2 separate regions of the Homo sapiens genome follow, and region 2 is linked to region 1. A link is a contact called in ENCODE Hi-C or POLR2A ChIA-PET data. All regions are on one chromosome and are shown on one strand. Each heading gives the region's core, a stretch centred on a gene start or an enhancer-like site at or near the end of the contact. The rest is flanking DNA. Distances are from core to core; before and after follow the strand shown.

Evidence for each region. A loop is a pair of places that touch in the nucleus more often than their neighbours do. ChIA-PET counts read pairs that join two places held with the same protein, here RNA polymerase II (POLR2A). Pooled maps may share reads with other maps.
Region 2: a loop to region 1 is called in a pooled map, with 2.3 times the contacts of the local background. The contact joins two enhancer-like sites. A Hi-C loop is called at or near these places in 2 of 50 pooled maps. POLR2A ChIA-PET finds 5 or more read pairs at or near these places in 2 of 52 experiments (CD4-positive, alpha-beta T cell and CD8-positive, alpha-beta T cell).

What each region holds. Positions count from the first base shown.
Region 1 is chr17:64,172,937-64,176,908 of GRCh38, forward strand. The region is part of intron 6 of TEX2 (testis expressed 2); the gene reads right to left. Among named protein-coding and RNA genes, the nearest start is that of SNORA50C, 29 kb to the left of the region's middle. Within about 2 kb of position 1,940, at least 17 of the 41 ENCODE cell types and tissues checked have a DNase peak (open chromatin) inside an H3K27ac peak, as active enhancers do.
Region 2 is chr17:64,402,595-64,406,566 of GRCh38, forward strand. No RefSeq gene overlaps it. Among named protein-coding and RNA genes, the nearest start is that of PECAM1, 14 kb to the left of the region's middle. RefSeq lists enhancers at 2,074-2,183, 2,294-2,373. Within about 2 kb of position 2,202, at least 6 of the 41 ENCODE cell types and tissues checked have a DNase peak (open chromatin) inside an H3K27ac peak, as active enhancers do.

The DNA.
Region 1 (3,972 bases), core at 690-3,189:
ATATTTTCTCTGCTTGGATTTGTGGATGTATATGTATTTCTTAAAATATTTATTCCATTCATAATTTTAATGTAAGATGTAAATTAGGGATCTAGTGTAATTTTTCCCCCAAATGGTTGGTCAGCAATCTCGACCTATTTATTCAGCAACCAACACTTGCCCTACTAATCTGTTCCGCCATCTTTAAGTGCTAAATTCCCACTGCACTGGAGTCTGTACTGAATTTCTACCAGTATCAAACTGCTTTGACTACTTTAGCTTTATAATATATTTTAGCTTTATAATACACTTTTAACTTTATAATATACTTTTAAATCTGGCAAGTCCCTCTCCTTTTTTTTTCTCCCAGAATTCTCTTAGTTATTTTCATAAGTATTTTTCCAGTTGAATGTTACAATAGTTTTATAAAATTTAGAATAAAATTAAGAGGTTTTTAAAAATTAAATGTAAACTAAATATTCCACATAAAATGAGGTAGCATCTAGTCAGGCATGAATTTAATACCTAACTTGGCTGGACCTCTTCAGCTGTTTCCCTGCAGAGAAACATAAGCTTTCAGGATTCACCAATCAGAGAATGTAATCTCTGATTTTTTGTGGAGGGGATGTTAAAAAGGTTATAATGTCTATGACGAACAAAACGTGAGTAGACAGTGTTCAAAGGCATAGTTTTGAATTGGTGTTTGCTATATTTGGAGAACCTTTTTCCAAAGCATCAATGTTATAAGTGGTATTGGCCTCTCTACCAACCTATAAAATGCTACTTGGCTAAGAATGTAACCAAAGTCTTGCACAATTGCCCTGTCCTTTTTGTCCACTACTGTCATTCAAATGCTGTGCTTCAGGAGCATGCCAAGTTAGAGAGACTTCCAAGGGTGAGCCAGGGAATACTGTCACCTCCAATGGTGTTTCTTTTCTTTTTTTTTTTGAAACAGGATTTCGCTCTGTCACTCAGGCTGGAGTGCAGTGGTGCAATCATGGCTCACTGAAGCCACAGCCTCCTGGGGTGAAGCGATCCTCCCACCTCAACCTTCTGAGTAGCTGGGACTATAGGCATGTACCACTACCACGCTTGGATAATTTTTTTTTTTTGTAGAGACAGGGTCTTACTATGTTGCCTAGTCTGGTCTCAAACTACTGGGCTCAAGATTTCCTCCACTTCGGCCTCCCGAAGTGCTGGATTACAGGCATAAGCCACCATGCCCAGACATCCAACGGTGTTTCTATGGGAATGTCAGTCTGACACTGAGCCACAGGAGTGAATAAAGAGACAGCAGGAACATAACTGTCCCTTCTCTTCCCCTGTCAACCACTACCTGCCATTCTGCAACCTCTAGTCCCTGCAAAGGCAAAGGAAGGACCTGAGACAGGACCTGAGACAAAGGAGGGACCTGAAGGACCTGGGGACTGAGGAGGACTTGGCAGGGGAAGGTGTCTACCTACTAGTAAGCAGAATGGGGAGGGGAGATCAGAGGGCCTGGTTTCCTATTTATTTGCCCATCTATCCAACCCGAAGACCCCAGAACATCTATAACCAACCCTCCAGCACTCATATACTCCCCTCCTAGTTCACATCCCTGCCCTTGAGCAGCCTTCTTCTGTTAAGGTCATTCCTCCTGTTCTTTTCGACAATAAACTGTTTTCTTCCCACCCAAAGGGTACCACAGTGAGACAGAAATCCAGGGGCACATTCTTTACCCTCTGGAGTAAACCCAATTAGGGACTAGGCATTCAAGGGTATGGGACGTTCTCAGGCTGGTGGGTGCTAAGTTAGAAGCTGTATGCGATCTCAGCAACATTTGCTGACACAGGCACAAGAGGCTCATAACCACTGAGGGCCCTAGGGCGGTTATCTGAGCAGCTGGCTAAGGCCAAGAGCACACTTACTACTGGGGCAGAAACTCAGCTTGTTTTAAACCCATCACTGGGCACCAGTTGCACACACAGGGCTGCTTTTTCACAACATGAGTCATGATCATGTGCAAGGCTGACAATCCGAGACTACAGGGCAAGGCCAGCAAAGAGTTCTCCATATGTCAGGCCTTCCAGGGAAACCAGGGGATCAGGGAGATCTGTGTCACAGGGGAAAGCTCAGGCTCCTCTAGATACCACTTCCCTATTCCCATTTTGGCTCTTGACTGGCTATTAACCAATACCCACTCACTACTAGGCTTAAGGCTTAGTTCCTCCCAGGGGTACTTGGATATTTGGTGGCAATCAGTTCTTTTCGTAGGGGCGGTGACAGCTTCAGAATTTGGTAATGTCCTTCTGCTTTCCTGTTTATTCTGTAACCAGGGGCTCCTCTGGTCTGCAGGCACTTCACAGTGCAGCAGATCAGGAGGCGGGTGGAGGGTATGGATGGAACACACTGAGGGAACACAATGCCCACCTCTAGCCTCTGGCACTGCTGGATCTAGGCCACACTTCTCCATTCTAACCTTTTAGTACTTCTGACCTCAAAAAACAAAAGGAAGTTTAAGTCTGTGAACTACCAGTGCCTCCATGATTATCAACGGGAGAAAATGAAAACAGACTTTCCCTCAACTTTCTCCAGGAGGACGGGGGCACCTTCACAAATAGGGCAGAGGCTCTGTGGACTTCCAGCTCAAGAGAGAAGGGTGGGACCTCTCAAACCAGTTTGGTTTTGTTGGTGTTGTTGTTGTTTTTAGAGATGAGAGTCTTGCTCTGTCACCCAGGCTGGAGTTTGGTGGTGCGATCATAGCTCAGAACTCCTGGGTTCAAGTCATCCTCTTGCCTCTGCAACCCAAGTATCTGGGACCACAGGTGTGCACCAGCACTCCTGGCTCAAGTCAGCTTTGGAATGCATGTAGCAGGGGAGCAGCATCCCACCTGGAGTTCAAGTATGTCCTGCTTTCTTTTTGCACACTGCCAAGAACTGCAGCCCTGCTGCTCAGGGAAGGGCCCCTCTTGCTTACAGAAGGGCTCGAGATAGACCCTGGGAAAAGAGCAGGGCCAGCCCTACCCATATGCCTTGACCTGGGAACTCAAGCCTTCCATCATTTCCAAAAATGGGGAGAGGCTGAGTGAGCTCTAGGTTGGCTGCTGACACTGCATCTCCCAACACAGAGGGTTACTGCTACTTGTTGTCTCCTGCTATGGAACTGGCTAGCAGAAGCACGTTCAACCCTCAAACTACCTCAGGAACACAAACAGGCTGACACCTGTCAACAGAGCCCTCCCCCAAAATCTGCCTTGAAATCCACCCTTCTGGCTCAGAAGGCAGCCCCTCCTTCCTCTTTCTCAGGAGCTGGGGAAGAAGGGACACTGGCCCACAGACAGCAGCCAGAGCTTGACAAGGCCAGGAAAAGCTCTGTTCTTTACCCAAAGGAACAAAAGAAATCAACCTGAAGCTCCTCTATGCCCATATTTTCCTTCTAATCTAGTTTACCGTAGTTCACAGTTTCTTAATCTAGAGTCCTTGAACTTTCTGAAATAATGGGCAAAATTTTGTGTCAACGTGTTTTTCTAGTGAAAGGATATCATAGGCTTCTGCTTCTCAAAAATGTCTCTGATCCATACAACTTCAGGGCTACTGACTTAAGCTACTGACTGTTCAGTGAAAATTTGGGATCCAAAGTGACTCTTCTTGGCTGGGTCTTCACTGGGTCAAAAAGTTAATTTTAAAGAACCTCAAGATCCTCAATAAGGTCTCCTGGTTGGCAAATGAGTCTTTTAATGACAGCCATACTTACACAGTTCAAACTCACTTCCAACTGGCCCTGGATTAGCACCAGAGTGTTTCTTCAGGAGAGAGCCCAAAATAAAGTACCATCTGGCCAAAAAGTAAAGGTCAAACACAGACACATTTAAAGTGCAATGCTAACTTTCCCAGCTTGAGAGGGAGCACAGCCTGGGAAAGAGGCCTTAAGTAGTCTGGTGTTTTCCTCAGTCAGTATACTAAGAGGCCTTAAGTAGTCTAGCATTTTCTTCAGTGAGTATACTAAGAGGCCTT
Region 2 (3,972 bases), core at 952-3,451, 230 kb after region 1:
CGCTATGTTTCCCAGGTTGGCCTTGAACTTTTGAGCTCAAGGGATTCTCCTGCCTGGGCCTCTCAAAGTGCTGGGATTATAGGCATAAACCAATGTGCCCCGCCTCCCTCTGCCTCTCTGGTAAAGTCACTTGTGATTGCATTTGGAGCCCATCCAGATAATCTCCCCAACTCAAAACTGTTAACTTAATCACATCTGCAAATCCCATTCTCCCACATGTTACAAACTGAATGTTTGCATCCCCGCGACAATTCACATGTTGGAACCAACTCCCCAGTGTGATAGTACTTGCAGGTGGAGCCTTTGGAGGTGGTTATGTCATGAGGGTGGAGGCCTCATGAATGGGACTGGTGCCCTTATGAAAGGGACCATAAGAAAATCCCTAGGCCCGGTGCGGTGGCTCACGCCTGTAATCCCAGCACTTTGGGTGGCCAAGGTGGGCAGATCGACGTGAGGCCACGAGTTTGAGACCAGCCTGGACAACGTAGCAAAATCCTATCTCTACTAAAAATACAAAAATTAGCTGGCATGGTGGCGCGCCTGTAGCCTCAGTTACTTGGGAGGCTGAGGCACGAGAATCACTTGAACCCAGGAGGCAAAGGTTGTGGTCAGCCGAGACCGCGCCACTGCACTCCAGCCCGGGTGACAGGGCAAGACTCCTTCTCAAAACAGAAAAAAAAAAAAAAAAGGCAAGAAAAGAATTCCCTAGTCCTTTCCATCATGTGAGGACACAGCAGAGAGACAGCCATCTATAAATGAGGAAGTAGGCCTCACCAGACACTGGAGCTGCTGGAGCTTTGATGCTGGACTTCCCAAACTCCAGAACTGTGAGAAATACATTTTTGTTGTTTCTTTTTTTTTTTTTTTTTTGAGATGGAGTCTCATTCTTGTTGCCCAGGCTGGAGTGCAATGGCACAATTTCAGCTCATTGAAACCTCCGCCTCCCGGGTTCAAGCGATTCTCCTGCCTCAGCCAGCTGAGTAACTGGGATTACAGGCATGAGCCACCATGCCTGGCTAATTTTGTGTTTTTAGTAGAGATGGGGTTTCTCTGTGTTGGTCAAGCTGATCTTGAACTCCCAACCTCAGGTGATCCACCTGCCTCAGCCTCCCAAAGTGCTGGGATTACAGGCGTGAGCCACCGCGCCCGGCCCATTTTTGTTGTTTCTAAGGCACCCAGTCCAAACAAACTAAGACACCATATAGGGCAACATTCACAGGTTCCAGGGGTCAGGGCCTGATATCCTTGGGGGTCATCAGCAGCCTACCACAGGGGTATCATGACCCATATTACAGATGGGGAGCTGAGGGCCAGGAGGTGAAACATCAACCAAGTTCCCAGCACCACATCTGCCTGCCTGTGTCTGCCTGGCTTGCTACAAGGCTTCTGTGACTGACCTTTTACAGCACCTTTCTGGGCAGAAGGCTCAGACCCAGTCCCTGACCTGACACACATGAGTCATGAGACCAGAGCCAGCTTCATAGATGTGTGACCCGTGCCGTCACAGGGGCCCTGTGCTCAGAAGCTGCCATGCTTGGTTTGATGCCTTGCTGTCGCCACCTTGAAATTCCTGATAATTTTGAATTTTCATTTGCACTAGACCCACAAATTATGTAACTGGTCCTACATGTGACACTGAGCAAGAAAAGGGAGAGTTGAGATGAGGTGGGTAGAAGCTGCCCTGCCCACGGCCTCACCTCAGACCTGAAAAGTACCTGACACCCCGATCCTGCACAGCCTAAATAATTGCATTGTTTTATATGAAAGAAGAACTAGACTTTTTTCCACTTTCGGTGGAAATTATAGGGAGGTATATTTCAGCCAGAACTGTGCAACACAGCAGGTAAGGAAAGTTTTGCAAATGTTTTAAAAGGCCAGATGAGACTGGGCATGGTGGCTCATGTCTGTAATCCCAGCACTTTGGGAGGCCACAGCAGGCGGATCACCTGAGGCCAGGGGTTTGAGACTAGCCTGGGCAACATGGCGAAACCCTGTCTCTATTAAAAAAATACAAAAAGGTCAGGCGCAGTGGCTCATGCCTGTAATCCCAGCACTTTGGGAGGCTGAAGCAGGTGGATCACTTGAGGTCAGGAGTTTGAGACCAACTTGGCCAACATGGTGAAACCCCGTCTATACTAAAAATACAAAAATTAGCCAGGCGTGGTGGCATGCGCCTGTAGTTTCAGCTACTCAGAGGGCTGAGGCAAGAGAATCGAGTAAACCTGGGAGGCGGAAGTTGCAGCGAGCCGAGATTGCACCACCACACTCCAGCCTGGGCCACAGAGCGAGACTCTGTCAAAAAAAGAAAAAAGAAAAAGCCAGCTGAGAGAGAGGGAGGTGATTCCTAAAGCTGCGGAGTCTCCTCTGGGCCCACCTGAGGCAAACCCAGCCTCCACCAAGAGGCAAGTTTTGTGTCAGTTCCCAAGAACTCCAGAAGCCATGTGGGCCACTCCTTCTTCTTTTAGGGGGAGAATGTAGCTGTCAAATATCTCTTCATCTTATTAATAAAGCTAACAAGGAGCCAAGTATTTGTCAAAACCAATGCCAGGGGTCAGAGCAGTGTCCCGCTGATTGCCACAGCTGAAGACAAAGGAAAAGGAAGGAAGACTGTCATCGTCAATGTGGTTGCCATTGCAAAGGTGGCTAGGTGGCCTCTGTCACTGTGGGCTGGGAATCATAGCTCTAGTCTGATGCTAAAAAGGACCATGCAACTGTTCATGGAGCGCACAAATGACTGCCCAGACAACATAAAAAAACAGCATCTGGCCGGGCACGGTGGCTCACACCTGTAATCCCAACACTTTGGGAGGCTGAGGTGGCCGGATCACTTGAGATCAGGAGTTCGAGACCAGCCTGACCAACATGGTGAAACCCCATGTCTACTAAAAATACAAAAATTAGCCGTGCGTGGTGGCACAAGCCTGTAGTCGCAGCTATTCAAGAGGCTGAATCACTTGAACCCAGGAGGCGGAGGTTGCAGTGAGCCAAGATTGCACCACTGCACTCCAGCCTGGGTGACGGAGGGAGACTCCGTCTCAAAAAAAAAAAGGTGTCTGTGTTCCCACTGTGGAAACCTAAGCAGATTGGCTGGACAAACTTTAGAATGACAGGGACCCCAAAAACAGAAAGAAAAGCAAAATGCAGCCTAGTCTATCCCCAGGGGCGGTGGGGTCGTCTGGGGACAACAGAAGGATGAAGGCCCAGGATGAGGCAGAAAGGAGCTGATCTGGGGGTGAGGGAAACAGGGAGAGACTGACTGGTTGACTTTGGGAGGGGTGTCAGGGACGCTGGGGCCACTACCATGACTCTGAGGGAGACACAAGTTTTTCATGGGTTTTTCTCTGTGCAGAGTGGTGTAAGTCTGCTCTCACATCTCCCTTCCAGCAACCTTCAAGCAACCTCTAGTAGAGATTTGAAGTGGGATTTCTTTCTTTTCTTTTTTCTTTTTTTTTTTTTTTTTGAGATAGGGTCTGGATCTGTCACCCAGGTTGGAGTGCAGTGGCACAATCTTGGCTCACTGCAACCTCCACCTCCTGGGTTTAGGCGATTCTCGTGCCTCAGCCTCCCGAGTAGCTGGGATTACAGGCATACACCACCATGCCCAGCTAATTTTTTGTATTTTTAGTAGAGATGGGGTTTTGCCATGTTGGCCAGGCTGGTCTCGAACTCCTGACCTCAAGTGATCCACCCACCTTGGCCTCCCAAAAAAGTGCTGGGATTACAGGCCTGAGCCACTGCCCCCGGCCTTAGAGTGGGGTTTCTGTTCTCATTTGACTGTGTCATGGTTCTGAGACGAATCCTCAGGTGAGAAAGCAACGGGCCTGGCTTCCTTGGGCTCCTCAGCCATGGCCCTCCCAGAGCCCACCATGCCTGGAGGACCCAGCATGGGCCACAGACATGCACCTTCATTCTCACAAGTTCATCCGAGAGGAGGAGGAAGGAAAAGCCAAGGAAACCCAAAAGGCAGGTTAG